Linked DNA regions of Homo sapiens: region 2 is linked to region 1. A link is a loop called in an ENCODE intact Hi-C map of the cell type or tissue named here. Cell type or tissue: spleen. All regions are shown on one strand. Links, peaks and the distances in the headings refer to the core of each region. The heading gives the core; the rest is flanking DNA.

Region 1 (6,424 bases), core at 1-5,000:
TTTTTTGTATTTTTTTTAGTAGAGACAGGGTTTCACCGTGTTAGCCAGGATGGTCTTGATCTCCTGACCTCGTGATCTGCCCGCCTTGGCCTCCCAAAGTGCTGGGATTACAGACGGCCGTCAATTGCCTAATTCTTTTCTTTCTTTTCTTTTTTTTTTTTTTTTTTTTTTTGAGACAGGGTCTCACTCCTTCACCCAGGCTGGAGTACAGGGAATGGCATCATCATATAGTTCACTCATAGCCTTGAACTCCTGGGCTCAAGCCATCCTCCTCCCTCAGCCTCCCAATCAGCTAGGACTACCTGTAGGTACGTGCCACCACACTTGGATAACTTTTATTTTATTTTATTTTATCTTATTTTATTTTATATTGTGTAGAGATGGGGTCTTGTTCTGTTGCCCAGGCTGGTCTCAAACTCCTAGCCTCAAGTGATTCTTTAGCCTTGGCCTCCCAAAGTGCTGGTATTACAGGTGTGAGCTGTGGTGCCCAGCCACCTATTTATTTTCAATAGAGCGAATGCTTTGCTGGAGTATTAAGTATAAACTATACTTTATATTCAATATTCCAGCAAAGTATTTTATATTGAGTATAAAATGCTGAGTATCAATTTTATATTGAGTATAAAAAGGGGTAAAGTGACAGAGCGCTGGGCAGTGGGAAGGGGTAGTTATGAAACAGACTCACTGTGCGCTAGTTACCACTTCAACCCACTTGATCTTGGGTTGCACGTTCACTACTTGCCCAAGTTCTGTGAAACAGAACACTGAAATACACAAGTTACATGAGGAAATACACAAGTTATTACTTATAGATAGTCAGCAAGGGACAGCAGCAGCCTAGAATTCATGAGTATCAGTCTCCAAGCCTCAGGAAAGCTGCCCAGATGGAGTCTTGTCTGCACATGCCCCACTTGCACCACAGCTGCGGAGCCCTGAAGGCAACCAGCCCTGGGTTTTAGACCACGGGGTACAGGACTTGCTGGGTCAACGCATTGAAGGACACCTTGTTTCTAATAGTGACTGAAGCAGAGCCTGGCCTGCTCAGACCAGTCCCGCCCTATTCCAGATGTTGCATTTCCAGCACATTACACAGCGATTCTTGGGAGCTATGACAGAAAAGAGGGAGAACTGGGTCGGTCCACAGCCATCCAGAGAATGGTCTTGCAGTAGTGCTGCATTGAGTCAGATATCCAGGAAGGCCTGGTAGACATTTGAACCCCAATCTAAGTGCCAAGAAGAATCCCCCGGAGAGGGATCAGGTCAATGCCTCCAAATGGAACAGCAAGAGCAAGAGCCCCGAGAAAGAAATGAGCTTGGCCTTGGTCACAGATAAGAAAGAAGGCCAGCGGGTTTATTGAATGGTGAAAAGAGAGTGAGCAAAGATGACCTCAATGGGTCACTGGGCCAGATTTCGCAGCACCCTTTTAGCATGCATGGAAGCTGTGGATTGTTTTGTTAAACCCTAGAAGATTGAAGTAGAGAAGTTATTTGCATTTTAAGAAAATCATTTTAATTATAGAAAAATGGTTGATTATAAGAGGGCAAAAAAGCATGGGCGAGCAGGGAAAAGGTAACTCTAGGAGGCCACACGGGTGATGAGGGTAGCCCGAACTTAGAGGGTAAAGATGGTGAGATGTGGACCATTCTGGATACATTGTAGGGGAAGGATTGAAGGGACTGCTGCTGGGCTGATTAGGCGGTGGTGAGATGCAGAGGCAGGAGAGGCTGAGGAAGCTTAAACCCCTGCATACTGTCTGGAATGACTGAGCCAGTTCTACAGAAGTGGCAACACTTAGACATTAGCCCAAATGCACTTCCTATATAAAAGCCCTGTGTGTGCTTCCTGTGTGCTGTGTGTGTGCTCTTCACATGCGTGTGTGTGTGTGTTTTTCAGCTAGCAGATTCACCTACTCTCATCCTCTCTCACTAGAATGTTCCAGTGCCCAGCAGGTTGAGCAGGGAGCAGAGGGGTGGAGTAGTACTCATCTCTGGCCAAATCGGCACAGGCTCACCCATTACACTGTTTACTAACATCTGCACTTACAGGGTCCTTGCCATGTGCCACATGCTGTTCAAAGTGGCCTACCAATATTAACACACGTAATCCTCAGAACAGCCCTAGGAAATAAGTGCTATTATAAATCCTCATTTTACAGGTAGGGAAACTGAGATTCCAAAAGATGAGGTGGGAGGCCGAAGGTCACATAGCTCATAGGCAGCAGAGACAGGATTTGAACCCAGGGTATATGATGTCAGAGGCCAGGCTTATCAATCACCTATTCCAGGGATGGCAAGGGAATACAGGCAGGAAAGAAAACCACCTAGCATGTCTTCTTTTCAATGCCTCTAAATGTGAAAGCACTTAGCAAAGTGCTGGCACATAGTAGGTGCTCAATGCATAACAATAATACATTTTATTAATATCCAGGGACCAGGCAGGTTATGTCCCTCCTGTGCACCCATGCCCTGTGGGAGGCAGAATATGCGAGTTGGAAAAAAATTGATCCACATCAGATGCCAAGCCGTCAAAAATAACTGGCAGGAGAGGAGAGACCAGGCAGAGCATGTATCTCTGATTCCCTTCGCTTGTTGTCACACTATTACAGTTAAAGAGTGAACACTTCACAAGAAAAAGAGCATACGTCTGCCCACGGGTTTCTAGATTTACATCCTTTTCACTTATTGGAAAGAGAAAAAAAATAGGACCAGATGTTAAAAGCATGAAAAAAAATTAAAAAGCAAGAAATTTGAGGGGGAGGGGAATCAGACTGGCAGCTCCATGGGAACCGAAACATGCAAATGACGTGCAGCCTGTTTTAATGATCTGACACCCCCGAACTGGAATTGATTACTGCTGTTGGGAGGAGAAAATGGATCGGCAAAGTGTGATCATGCAAACTTCAGAGGGATATTCAATCCCAAACACCGAAGTGAGGGAAGGGCTGGGAGATGCCCTCGTGGGAGAGAAAGCCGGCCACGCCTTCCAGTTCCAGCCTCTCGTTGATAGCCTTGTAATGACAACACGCGCCACCAGGGGGCGACCAACGTCTCGCACCAGGAAGACGGGGCTGTAGGGAGGGGCGTGGCAAAATGAGAGGCACAGGGCTGGCCCCATTCAGAGGAAGGAGAAGAGAAATCCAGCCACACCGGAGGGGCAGCTCCGGACCCGCTCAGGCTGCCCCAAGCGGCGCTCCCTTCACTCAGCAGGACTTGAGCAAGGCCAGCTGGAGTGGAAACCAAGCCTTGGAAGAGGAACCGTAAAAAAAGAACCTTGCTGGGCCAGAATTAGACACTTCAACTCAGCGTCCCCAGAAGGGAATTTTTGATCAGTAATTGCTGCCCATGAGAATTGGTTTTCTGGGAATGACAGGCTCATTAAGGAGGGAATAGAGACGATGTCCTAAATCAAGGGTCGGCAAACTTATCTGTAAAGGGACAGCTAGCACATATTTTATGCTTTGCGGGTTCTCAGGCCCTGTTGAAACTGCTGAAATAGCGTGCAGTTAGCCACAGACGATCTGTAAATGAATAAGCATGTCTGTGTTCCACTAAAAGTTTATTTATGGACAATAAAATTTGAATTTCCCTGTTAAAAGAATAAAAAGACAAGCCACAGACTGGGGAAAAAATAGTTGCAAAGCACGTTGGATAAAGAATTGGTATCTAAAACATACAAAGAAGCCTTAAAACTCAACGATAAGAAAACAAACAACCCAATTAAAAATGAGCAAAAGATCTGGACAGACACCTCACCAAAGAAGATATATAGATGGGAATTAACTATATGAAAAGATGCTCAACATTGTTTGTCATTGCAAATTAATTGCAAATTAAAAGCAACAATAAGAAACATTCTATGCCTAAAATCCAAAACGCTGACAAAACCGAATGCTAGTGAGGATGTGGAGCAACAGGAACTTTCATGTATTGCTGATGGGAATGCAAAGTGGTACTGCCATTTTAGAAGACAGTTTGGTGGTTTCTTAAACATACCCCTACCATATGATTCAGCAATCTCCCTCCTTGTATTTATCCAAAGGAGTTAAAAACTTGTGCACACAAAGCCTGCATGCAAATATTTATAGCAGCTTTATTCATAACGATCAAAACATGGAAACAATTGATGTCCTTCAATGAGTAAATGGGCAAACTGTGATATATTCAGACAATGGAATATTATTCAGTGCTAAAAAGACATGGAAGAACTTTAAATGCATATTACTGAGTGAAAGAAGCCAGTCTGAAATGGCTACATACTGTATGATTCCAACTACATGACATTCTGGAAGAGGCAAAACTATACAAACAGCAAAAAGATCAATGGTTGCCAGGGGTTAGCGGGAGAACTGAATAGACGCAAGCAGCTGGGCAGGGCTGTCGCTTGTGGGGTAGGACACCTGGTGGTTATGGCGAGGGCCTCGGCATGTCACAGTCTGGGTTTACGTTCTGGCTCTGCCATTTTCTAGCTAACCTTGGGTAAGCTAGATAACCTTGCTGTGCCTGCATTTTCTCACATGAAAATGGAATCGTAAGCAATCAGCTTCAAAGAGTTGTGAAGATTACATGAGAAAAGACCTGTTAAGTGCTTGTAATAGTGATTCATACACAGAAAGAAGTTGATACATGCTAGCAATTTTTATTACCAGGATGGGAAAGAGGGTGTTGCTGGAGGGAAGGCCTGCCAGGACAATGCTGAACACGACCCCGTGCATAGTTTATTTTTTTTTGAGATGGAGTTTTGCTCTTGTCGCCCAGGCTGGAGTGCAGTGGCGCGATCTCAGCTCACTGCAACCTCCGCCTCCCGGGTTCAGGCGATTCTCCTGCCTCAGCCTCCCGAGTAACTGGGATTGCAGTCGTCTGCCAACATGCCTGGCTAATTTTTTGTATTTTTTTTTTTTTTTTTTTTTTAGTAGAGATGGGGTTTCGCCATGTTGGGCAGGCTGGTCTCGAACTCCTGACCTCAGGTGATCCACCCACCTCGGCCTCCCAAAGTGCTGGGATTACAGGCATGAGCCACCGCGCCCTGCCCTAGTGCACATTAAGGAGCTGGAAGGGGAGTTGCGCTGCAGGTGAGAGAACCATGACTTTATATTCCAGAGTTGTTGATGCTGTCTATGTCCCCGTGTCCTCTGAGTTTCTAGGGCTCGGGGGCTGCCTTTCATCTTGAATCCTGCTTAGCTGAGGTTTCACCGTAAGACCGGGTCCAGGAAGCTAGAATCAGTTATGAGGTTCTGGAATTCTTGTTGCAAGAGGAAAAACAAACCCAGATTTGTTTGAGCCCATGTTGAGCTGGCTCTTCTGTTATTTGCACTGAGCAAGAGGGAAGGATGGCTTTCTGAAGCCAGGAAATAAAGCCACGGCCAAGGCAGGAAGGGTCCAGATGAGGGAGGTCAGAGGGTCACAGCAAGGCAGGCACAGGCAGGGCTCCCGGAGCTGACCCCATGAACACTGACTGTGCACTGGGTTGTGTTCTCTTGCACAGCCTGCTGCCCTGTAGTGGTCCAGGGACAGGCTCTCTAGTTTATTTTTCATTAAAAATGACTTTTATAGAATGTTTTGATTTCAAAAGCAATATCTGGTCTCTGGAGAAAAACTAGAAAATGTAGACAAGCAAAGCAAAGAGAAGAAAATAAAAATACATCCACTATCCTAATCCTGAGCAATAACTACTCTTTTTTCTTTTTTGGAGTTGAAGTCTCATTCTGCCGCTGATCTAGGCTCACTGCAACCTCTGCCTCCCGGGTTCAAGCGATTCTTCTGCCTCAGCCTCCCAAGTAGCTAGGACTACAGGTGCACACCATCATACCCTGCTAATTTTTTGTATTTTAGTAGAGACAGGGTTTCACCATGTTGCCCAGGCTGGTCTCAAACTCCTGACCTCAGGCAATCCACCTTCCTTGGCCTCCCAAAGTGCTAGGATTTCAGGTGTGAGCCACTGCACCCAGCCAGTAACTGCTCTTTATACTTGTTCAGTGTCCATCCGGCTTTTTCCTAGGAGTGCAATATATTTATAGCATCATTTAATAAAATTAAATTTTATACCACATACCTATATAACCTTTTAAAAACTCAATTGGCATTATATCATTAATATCTTTTCATGTCAATACTCTACAATCTGGGTTTTAATGATTATGTAATATTCCATTGTATGGGCATGCAAGTACTTTAATTTACCAATCCCTTACTATTGGACATTTAGGCTGTTTTCCAATTTTCACTACTCTAAACAACTGTGACGAACATCCTTTTGCATAATTACTTATCCACATTCTCATTTTCTTACCTGGGTTACATTTCCAAAGGTAGGATTACCTCATCAAAGGATATGCACATTTTTAAGGCTTTGATGCACATTGCTTCACTAACCTCAGGAAAAGTAGTGATAAATTATACCCCAGGGATGGCTATTGTCCCCAGGGAC
Region 2 (7,848 bases), core at 1,487-6,486, 320 kb after region 1:
CCCCCTACTCCCACACTGAGGAAATGACGAGGGCCTGCCTCAAACACTGCCCCTCCTCACTGCCAGCGTCTCCCACCCCCACGAGCTGGCGCCCAGTTCTCCAGGTGGTCCTCTTTCCTCTGTCCTCTGCCCATCCCTAGGGGAAAGAAGAGTCCCTATCAGATGCCTCCATCTGACCCCAATCCCCTGAGCATGAAGGACCCCTGCAGACCATGGTCGGTGAGCTGCCAGCACGGCCAGGCAAGGTGGACAACTGTGTCAAGCCCCTTCCAACTCATGGATGCAGGTGACCACTTACTCCAGATGTAGACTTCTGGGGCTTGTGGAGTCTCTAAGAGTCTCTGGAGCAGAGACAGATGTCCAGGGTCTGCTGAGAGGCAACCCTTCCCAGCACCCAGGGTCTGTTCCTGGTCTCTAGGGACAAGGGTCCAGGCCATGGAGGTGACATAATCCCCACTGACACAGAGTGAACTGGCCTGCAAAGAAGATCTTAGGGAGTCAGGGGCCTCCCCTCTTACCTCCTGTGTCCCCTCTGCCCACAGAAGGGGGACTGGGGAGGGACCATGGAGAAGCAGAAAGAGCGAATGGGGCCGCTGAGAGTCCGGGGCCAGGAGCCCACCTGAGCATCCTGTAGGCACCCTCTCTGGAGGCTGGCTCAGCTACCAGACCTGAGTGGGGGCTGGGGCTGCTCCTGGGGAGAACACAGGAGGGTTCAACCACTTACCAAAGAGGGACTGCTCCAAGCTGGGGAGTCCACAGCCACCAGCGTCTCCAGGCCCAGCTGGCAGTCCCAGCCAGTGCGGCAGCCCTGTGGCCAGCAGACTGCAAAAGACAGGGAGGGGAAGGGCTCAGAAGGTGGAGCTGGGGTCTCAGTGCCCCCTCCCCACTCCTTCCCTTCTGTGTCCTGTGCCTCACAGTCTGCCCCGAGGGCCAGGCAATAAGGGCTCTGCCTGCTCTCCAGATCCATCCCTGACTCAGCGCCCCAACCAACCCAGTGCCATCTCTGATCCCCTGAGTGTGGCCCTCTGAGTCCTGGACTGTATCCCACTCCTGTCACCTTCCTCGCCCACCCCACCACATTCTTCTAATAAACCGCAGTCCCTCTGCTCACACCAGAACCCAGCAGGCAGGGAGACTGGCAGGGTTCTGCAATTTAAATCCATGAAATAATCCTAACCCTTTAAAATTCAACTTGTGCAGCGATTCCCCAGGAAGTGGGTTAGCAGAAGTCAGCAAGGGCAGGGGGGCTTACCCCGGCCTCCAGGTCGAAAGGGCGCCTCCGGGAATGCAGCTGGGGAGAAAGTCTTCTTCCAACCACACCGAAGTGACACCAGCTACCTGAAACTCAAAGCGAAAGTGGACCAGGGAGCATTCCTGACCTCGATGCACCTCATAGAGTCTGAATTAAAACACCAAGATCGCCACATTATCTCAGTTGACAGTTTTGCGCCAAGCCCCTTCCCTGCATCAGCTCGTGTCCTTCTAGCAAGAACCAGATGTGGAAGCCAATATCTGCCCACTTCACAGGCGAGAAAGCCAAGGCACAGAGGTAGAGGAACCGGCCTGAGCTCACAGGCCTGCTTTAACCCCCATCTGGTAGGTTCCCCAGAGTCCAGCTCTTTCCCTCTAAGGAGATTTGGCTTCCTGTTCCTCCAGCTTAAACATATTTGGCCTGCAAACATGCATGCCATTACTGGCCCCAGCCCATTTGTGAATCAGCATGACGGGGACTGGGCAGGCAGATGCTTCTGAGACTTAGAGCATGTTCCTCCCCTTTGCTGTCTGGTCCTGTGGATCTGTTGGTTCACAGCTGATAGGGTGAACTCACGTGCTTTGTGAAGATTCTTCCCACACCCCACTATTTGACGTGACTCCTTTGGGAGCGGGTGAGTGGATCCTCTTTTCCCAAACCTGCAGTTCTGCCTGGCTCAGCTCACCCAACTTCTAGCACTGTGTTATTCCCTATAAGCACTCTCGGAGGTCAGGGTCCTCACTCCCACTGTTCAGATGGAGAAATCAAGTCGTGTTTTAAATATGAAATTTCACTTCTTTAGGAATCAGTACCAGATCACCAAGTAGCAGTCAAGAGGGAAAGGGGCAGTTTAGAGTCTTAGGAACTTCTCAACGTGATCAGAGAAAAACCACAATCCCAACCACACTGCATCCCACCCCGACCTCATCCCATAGTGGCAGAGGATGCTGGCCTCCATCATGGGGCTGGGCCAGGTATCCAGGGAGAAAGGCCCCTCTACTTTAAACCTGACCCCTGCAAGTGCAGGCCTGCTCTGCCCCAGTGCCCCATGGTGAATGTGAATGGCTTTCAAGAAACAGACAGGGAATGTCATCAATAATAGTGCCAGGTCATATTTTTAAGTCATTTAGGAGTCTGTTCTTTGGCTGCAGCATCATTTCATTTGGATACGCTTCCTTTGTATTTATTCACAGACATCTATCAGAACTCCTGTATGTGCCAGGCACTGTTCTAGATGCTATGGGTCAAATAACACCAAGGAAGGCAAGCACTTGCTGGGCATTCACAATGTTCCTCCCAGGCACATGCTTCTTTCACAGCCATCAGCTCATCGCACCCTCATGCCAGCTCTATGAAGTTGATACTGTCACAACCCCGTTTTACAGATAAGGAAGCTGAGGCCCTTCAAGGTTAGATAACTTCCCCAAGCTCACACCCATAATAAGGAGCCAGGATTCCAGCCCAGGCAACGTGCTAGGAAGTCCACGTTCAAATCCTTTTCCCTAATTCCACTCATATTACACCCTCCTTGGTCCTCATCAAGACAGGAAACAGAATCCTTAAGGAGTCTTCACTTAATTCTGGGGTTCCAATTCCAAAAGCAGAACTCACCCTAGGGTTTTATTTAAAGAGAAACATCTTGCCATCTTGCTGGGGAGGGGGCCGTTTAAGTTTCTTCCCCCAACTCTTCATCCACCCAGAGAAACTTAAGGCCAGGACTGGAAGCTGCTGCTTTGCTAATAAATCAGAAGTCACTGAAGCAGCTGGATGTTATAAATCCCTAAGACAGCGAGACTCGGCCTCACAAGGTGTGGCCTGGACACCGAGGAGGGGCATGTGTTTGAAGGCCCAGCCACAGGCCATTCCCTTGTACCCCCGGGGAGGGCAAAGCCAGGGAATGGGAACGGGAAGATGGGGGAAGTCCAGCCCTCCTGGAAATGTCCCCGCTCTCCCAGCCTGGCAGAGCTGGGCCTGGGGCTGGCCAAGTGTCCTTGGTATGCTAAAGGCATCTGCCCTGGAAACCAGAGGCCCTGGGGCCAGGTCCTGTTGTTCCCAAGGAAGCCTTAGCCACTACAAAAGACTCCTCAATGCCCTCATCCTCCAAGCCAGACTGTGGCCCCCAGAGCCCATCCCTAGGCTTCTAGCAACCTCTGGCCTGGCCTCCCTCTACCTCTGCTTAGTAAAAATCCAAGCAAACCTTGGACACAGGAGACCACGATCTATCATTTCTGTTAGAAAGCAGGCAAGTTGGTGAGCTTTCACTCCCAGGAGAAAGCTCAGATTTCATTATCAGTGAACTTGAGATGAGGGCACAGACTGGGAGCAGTGAACAGCTCTATATTGGAAAACTGTAATTCACAGAGCTCACCCCCTGAACCATGCCTACCTGGATCTGTCACTCAGCAGGTGTGTGGGCGTGGGTGATTCACCAGCTGTCCCTGAGCCTCAGTTTCCCCATCCATAAAGTGGTCATAGCTACAGTAGTGCTGGTAAGAATTGAAGGTCTTAAAGCATTTAGTCAATGCCAGGCATATAGACCCAACCCAGCCTCTGACACCAGCCCTGCTGATCCCAGCTCAGCCACTTACTGGCTGAGAGATCTTGGCTAGCTTTCTTCACCTCTCTGGGCCTCTATGTTCGCATATGCAAAAATGGGGATAATTATAACAAGGCTGTTGTGAGGACTAATTAGTGAGTACAGTGCCTGGTGCAGCGTAAGCACTCACTAAATGTCAATTAATATCATCATCACCAAATGTCTGGTTTGCTTTTTGTCTCAGGAAAGGGCCTAGAACAAATCATCCTGCAGCCCACGGGGTCTGGCTCTGCCCACCGCCCCTTCTTCCTGCAGCTCCTCTCCCGGCCTGGGAACTTCTTCCTGCTGAGCCACCGCAGTGGCTTTCCTGCTGCCCTCTAGTGACCACATCCTGCGGTGCAGCCTCGTAGTCCCGTCATCGCTGCTGTATTCAGAATTCTGGGGCTGTTGGCTACAACCTGATGTGAGGATGCAGCCAGCGGGAGGTGATGTTGCAAGATGCAGTGAGGTGTGAGGATGGCACGCCCACCCGGGCTGCGGCCTCTGCTCCGTGCACCCCCACCCTAGCCGCACCGGGAGAGCCCAGCTGCAACAGGCAGCCTCGCCTTCTCCCAGGGCCTCTCCCGCTCATCTCATGGTGCTCTGGCAGGGAAGGAGCACAGACCTGAATGTCACAGGCAGGACTGGCCCACATGGCCTCCGGATGGGTGACCTTGGACTCACCCCCTGGCCTCTCTGTGCCTCAGTTACACCATAGATCCAGTGATGACTGAAGGGCCTCCCAGTTCTAACCCTGGTGTTCTCTATAATCCCAGGAAGGCCCCAGACTTCATTCTCAGGGACAGTTGGGGCCACCCACACAGCAGACAGGGGGACCCTCCATTGGGAGTGGGAAAAACCCAGTCATCTTCCAGGAGGATTCTAGGGCTGGGCATTTCTGTCCCCCACCTCGGCCTGATCTGTGGCAGCGCCAGGGGGTGGCGGCCCTAGAACCTAGCGGTGCTGCCTTCTGCCAAGTTAGCCCCCACCTCTTGCTGTACAGAAATCCCATGAAACCCAGGGCTGAGGCCTTGTTTCACCTTTTCTGGGCCACAGACCTTTCGAACCACAATCCCTCCCCTTAGAAATGCCATTAGTGCCCACAATTTTACACACACAATTGAGAAGTTTCCCGAACCTCTGAAAGCCCAAGCTTGGGCACCCCACTCTTTCCTAGAAGCTTAACCCCTTCATTATTAACATGTCCAGGGAATTGTCTTTCCAACCGACTATATCAGAGAAGCCTCCTCAGACATGAACGTACTGATAGAAACAGTCACCCAGCATATATAAGTTTCAAAAGCTAGAGCCAGAAAACATGTGTGTAATAGTACACCACCTTTTCAGATTTGTTTAAGGAGGTGGACATGTATATTTGTATATATGCATAAACAATCACTGAAAGAGCTTGCTCTGAGCTAGTAACGGGAGATGTCCCAGAGGGAGGGGGCCTCGAGGAGACTAGGGTGGGAGGAGACACCGTTTACACTGAGCTTTTTGATTCAGTTTGAGTTTATTAATTTTGGGGGACACAGTGAAGCCACTCCATGTAGGAAGTAGAGGGGTGATTGATGACAGGGTGCGGTACTGAAAATCAGCCCTGGCATCTCACTGTGCCTCCCACCCTCCCCCCCCAGGCACTGCCAGCCAGCTCTCCCCACCCCCATTTCCAAGGCACCAGGGTCAAAGGCACTGCTTTTCCGCCAGAAATGGGCTTTGTCTGCTCAGGTGGGCCACTAAGGACAGTAGGCAGCTGGGGACTGCTGAGATACAGGGACGGAGCTGAAATAAAGCTGGATTTCAGAGGGGGCCTGTGGCTATGGGAGCAGCTGAGCCCTGGGATGGGGAAATGACTCTTCTCCCAGACATTTCTCCCTAAAAAACTACTGTGAAGCCCTGGGGGATGAAGAAGCAGCACAGTGAGGGCAGGGCAAGAACCTGAACATCGTCTTTCCGGACAAACTCAGGAGCCATGATGAATGGGGTCCCAAGGCTCTGGGGTCCCAAGAACTGGAGCAAGGGACAAGGGAATGGGACAGGGAGGGAGGAGCTGGCGAACAGGCCTCTAGGATGGAGACTGCAGAGGGGAAATGCTTACTCCCTGACTCTGACGTAGCCAGCACTAATCCCCCATGAATGTTTTAGTTAAGGCTAAAATGCATAAAACAGCAAGGCGTTTTTCTTCCTAAGGAAAATGAGGTGATGAAAATGAAGGCAAGGCAAGGGGAAAACAAGGGTATAAGAGTCTGAAACAACCAGAGGCCAAGTCAGTGTACAAGAGTCACACCATGTGTGGGCTACTGAGCTAGCCAATAGGAAAAGGGAAATATTTCATTTACTTGTTTCACAGGACCCATGAGATAAAGATTAAAGCATCCACTCAAGAGATGTCCAGCTATTCCTGACACTGAATCCAGTGCAAGATTTCTCCCAAGGGAGCTCTTACAGAGCTCTGTGCGTGTGCCACCATGAACTCGTCCTCAAGACTTTGTACCTAAGAAATCCAAAGACGAGTTTCATGGGACAGTGTCCTAGAGCATCCTTCCATGTGAGCAGTATGCCAACACACAATCCAACCAGTGCAACCTTCCAGAGGGGTGAGCTGCTGGGGTCCAGACTCGGCCTCTGTGGTCTAGGTCAGCCCAAGGGACCCCTTCTCTTTGGGGTCATGCCCACCTCAACTTGAAACACTGTGAGGTCTATGGACCCTCTCTCCAGAACCTGGACCACCACAAACATGGTACTTGCGAACAATCCCTAGAATCCCTGGGCCCCACAGGCAGAACCACTACATTTTCTGAGCACCTCCAGTAGGGACAAGCTCTCACAGTCATGGTTTCCAAGACAAGCACCTGGAGAGCAATTGGTCTACCGATTTTTCACCATCAGCAGGGCTGCCCAGCTGCCTCTTATGAGCTCTGGTGTCTCCAGGGCAGAGCACTCCAATGTCCACATGATACCCATGGATGTCTCAAGCCTCCTGGAGAAGGTACCCACAAGCATTCAGGGAGGCAGTCGGAGGGGTAGTTAGGCACCCCAGCTGTGGGGCCACAGAGGCCTGGATTTGAATCCAACTGCTGTTGCCTTATAGCTATGAGGCCTTGCGTGAGGCTCTTAACCTCTATAGGCCTCACTTGTCCTTATGTAGGAAATGGGAGAAACAATCACAGAATCTTTCTAATATTTGGGCAGTGAGACAGAAGGCCGATGGATGCCCACAGCTTAACACAGTGCTAGGCACAGAGCAAATGCTTATTAAGAGCCATGACCATGATTTTTATGGACTACTAAATGCACAGAGGGGCACCATTGGCCTGGAAATGTTTTTAAAAGTTAAAACAGATGCCGTAGCCTGCTCCACTGAAGCGCCAGCAGCCTGCGTGGTTGGAGACCCTGACTGTTGTGGCTGCAGAGACCTTGTCTGGGGTAAGGAAGGCACCTCACATCCTGCCGTGGAGGGTGGGAGTGGGAGGGGGGTGGTCCCAGGCCCGACCTGAGGGGAAAGTTTTCCCCAGCAGTGGGGAGAGTGACTGACCTCCTGGCCACAACACAAGGCCCCAGTGTGCCCAGCTCCTCTGGGGGAGGGATGAGTCAGAAGGTCCCGGTTCCCTGTCTCAGGCCAGTCCTGGTACAGCCTGGCTTGCGGTAGGCGGGACTCTACAGCCCCGACACTGGGCGGAAAAGCCCCGGTTTCCTGTCCCCCGCCCCACCGAGAAGCCACAGCCAGAGTTGGAATAGTACCGAGGCCCCACCCCCTGGACACCGGGGCTCCGGCCCATCCTCCCAGCTTCAAGGATGGGAAACATCAACAGGAGCTGGAACTCAGGCAGCTGCTGCCGGCCAGGCTGGGAGAGGGGCCCGCCTGTCTCTGGATCCAGGAGTCTCCAGCCTGGGCCACCTGCACATTAAGCCTGGCTGGCCCCGTGGGGACGAGGACTGGGGGTGGAGAATGAATAGGACCCAGAGCCTTGAGACTGTCACATGGGATGGAGGAGGCTGCCGACGTGGATACTCAGAGATG

Evidence for each region. A loop is a pair of places that touch in the nucleus more often than their neighbours do. Peaks named below come from ENCODE experiments on the same cell type or tissue, not always from the same donor. Only the 100,000 strongest peaks of a DNase experiment are listed, where the experiment ranks them.
Region 2: a loop joins it to region 1, with 4 times the contacts of the local background. A loop is called at or near these places in 7 of 110 quality-filtered maps.

The regions. Positions count from the first base shown.
Region 1 is chr11:45,337,174-45,343,597 of GRCh38, forward strand. No RefSeq gene overlaps it. Among named protein-coding and RNA genes, the nearest start is that of LINC02696, 15 kb to the right of the region's middle. RefSeq lists an enhancer at 2,885-3,179. In spleen, for the core only: CTCF peaks have their summits at 3,002 (motif pointing right) and 3,202; a DNase peak (open chromatin) is centred at 3,048; H3K4me3 peaks cover 1,097 bases; H3K27ac peaks cover 652 bases.
Region 2 is chr11:45,651,269-45,659,116 of GRCh38, forward strand. CHST1 (carbohydrate sulfotransferase 1) reads right to left here. Exons shown (of 4, transcript NM_003654.6): 2 at 1,253-1,338; 3 at 725-822. It overlaps LOC124902666 (a long non-coding RNA gene), which reads left to right and starts at 44. Exons shown (of 2, transcript XR_007062662.1): 1 at 44-286; 2 at 1,201-1,429. In spleen, for the core only: CTCF peaks have their summits at 4,193 (motif pointing left) and 4,399; a DNase peak (open chromatin) is centred at 4,213; H3K27ac peaks cover 896 bases; H3K27me3 peaks cover 2,576 bases.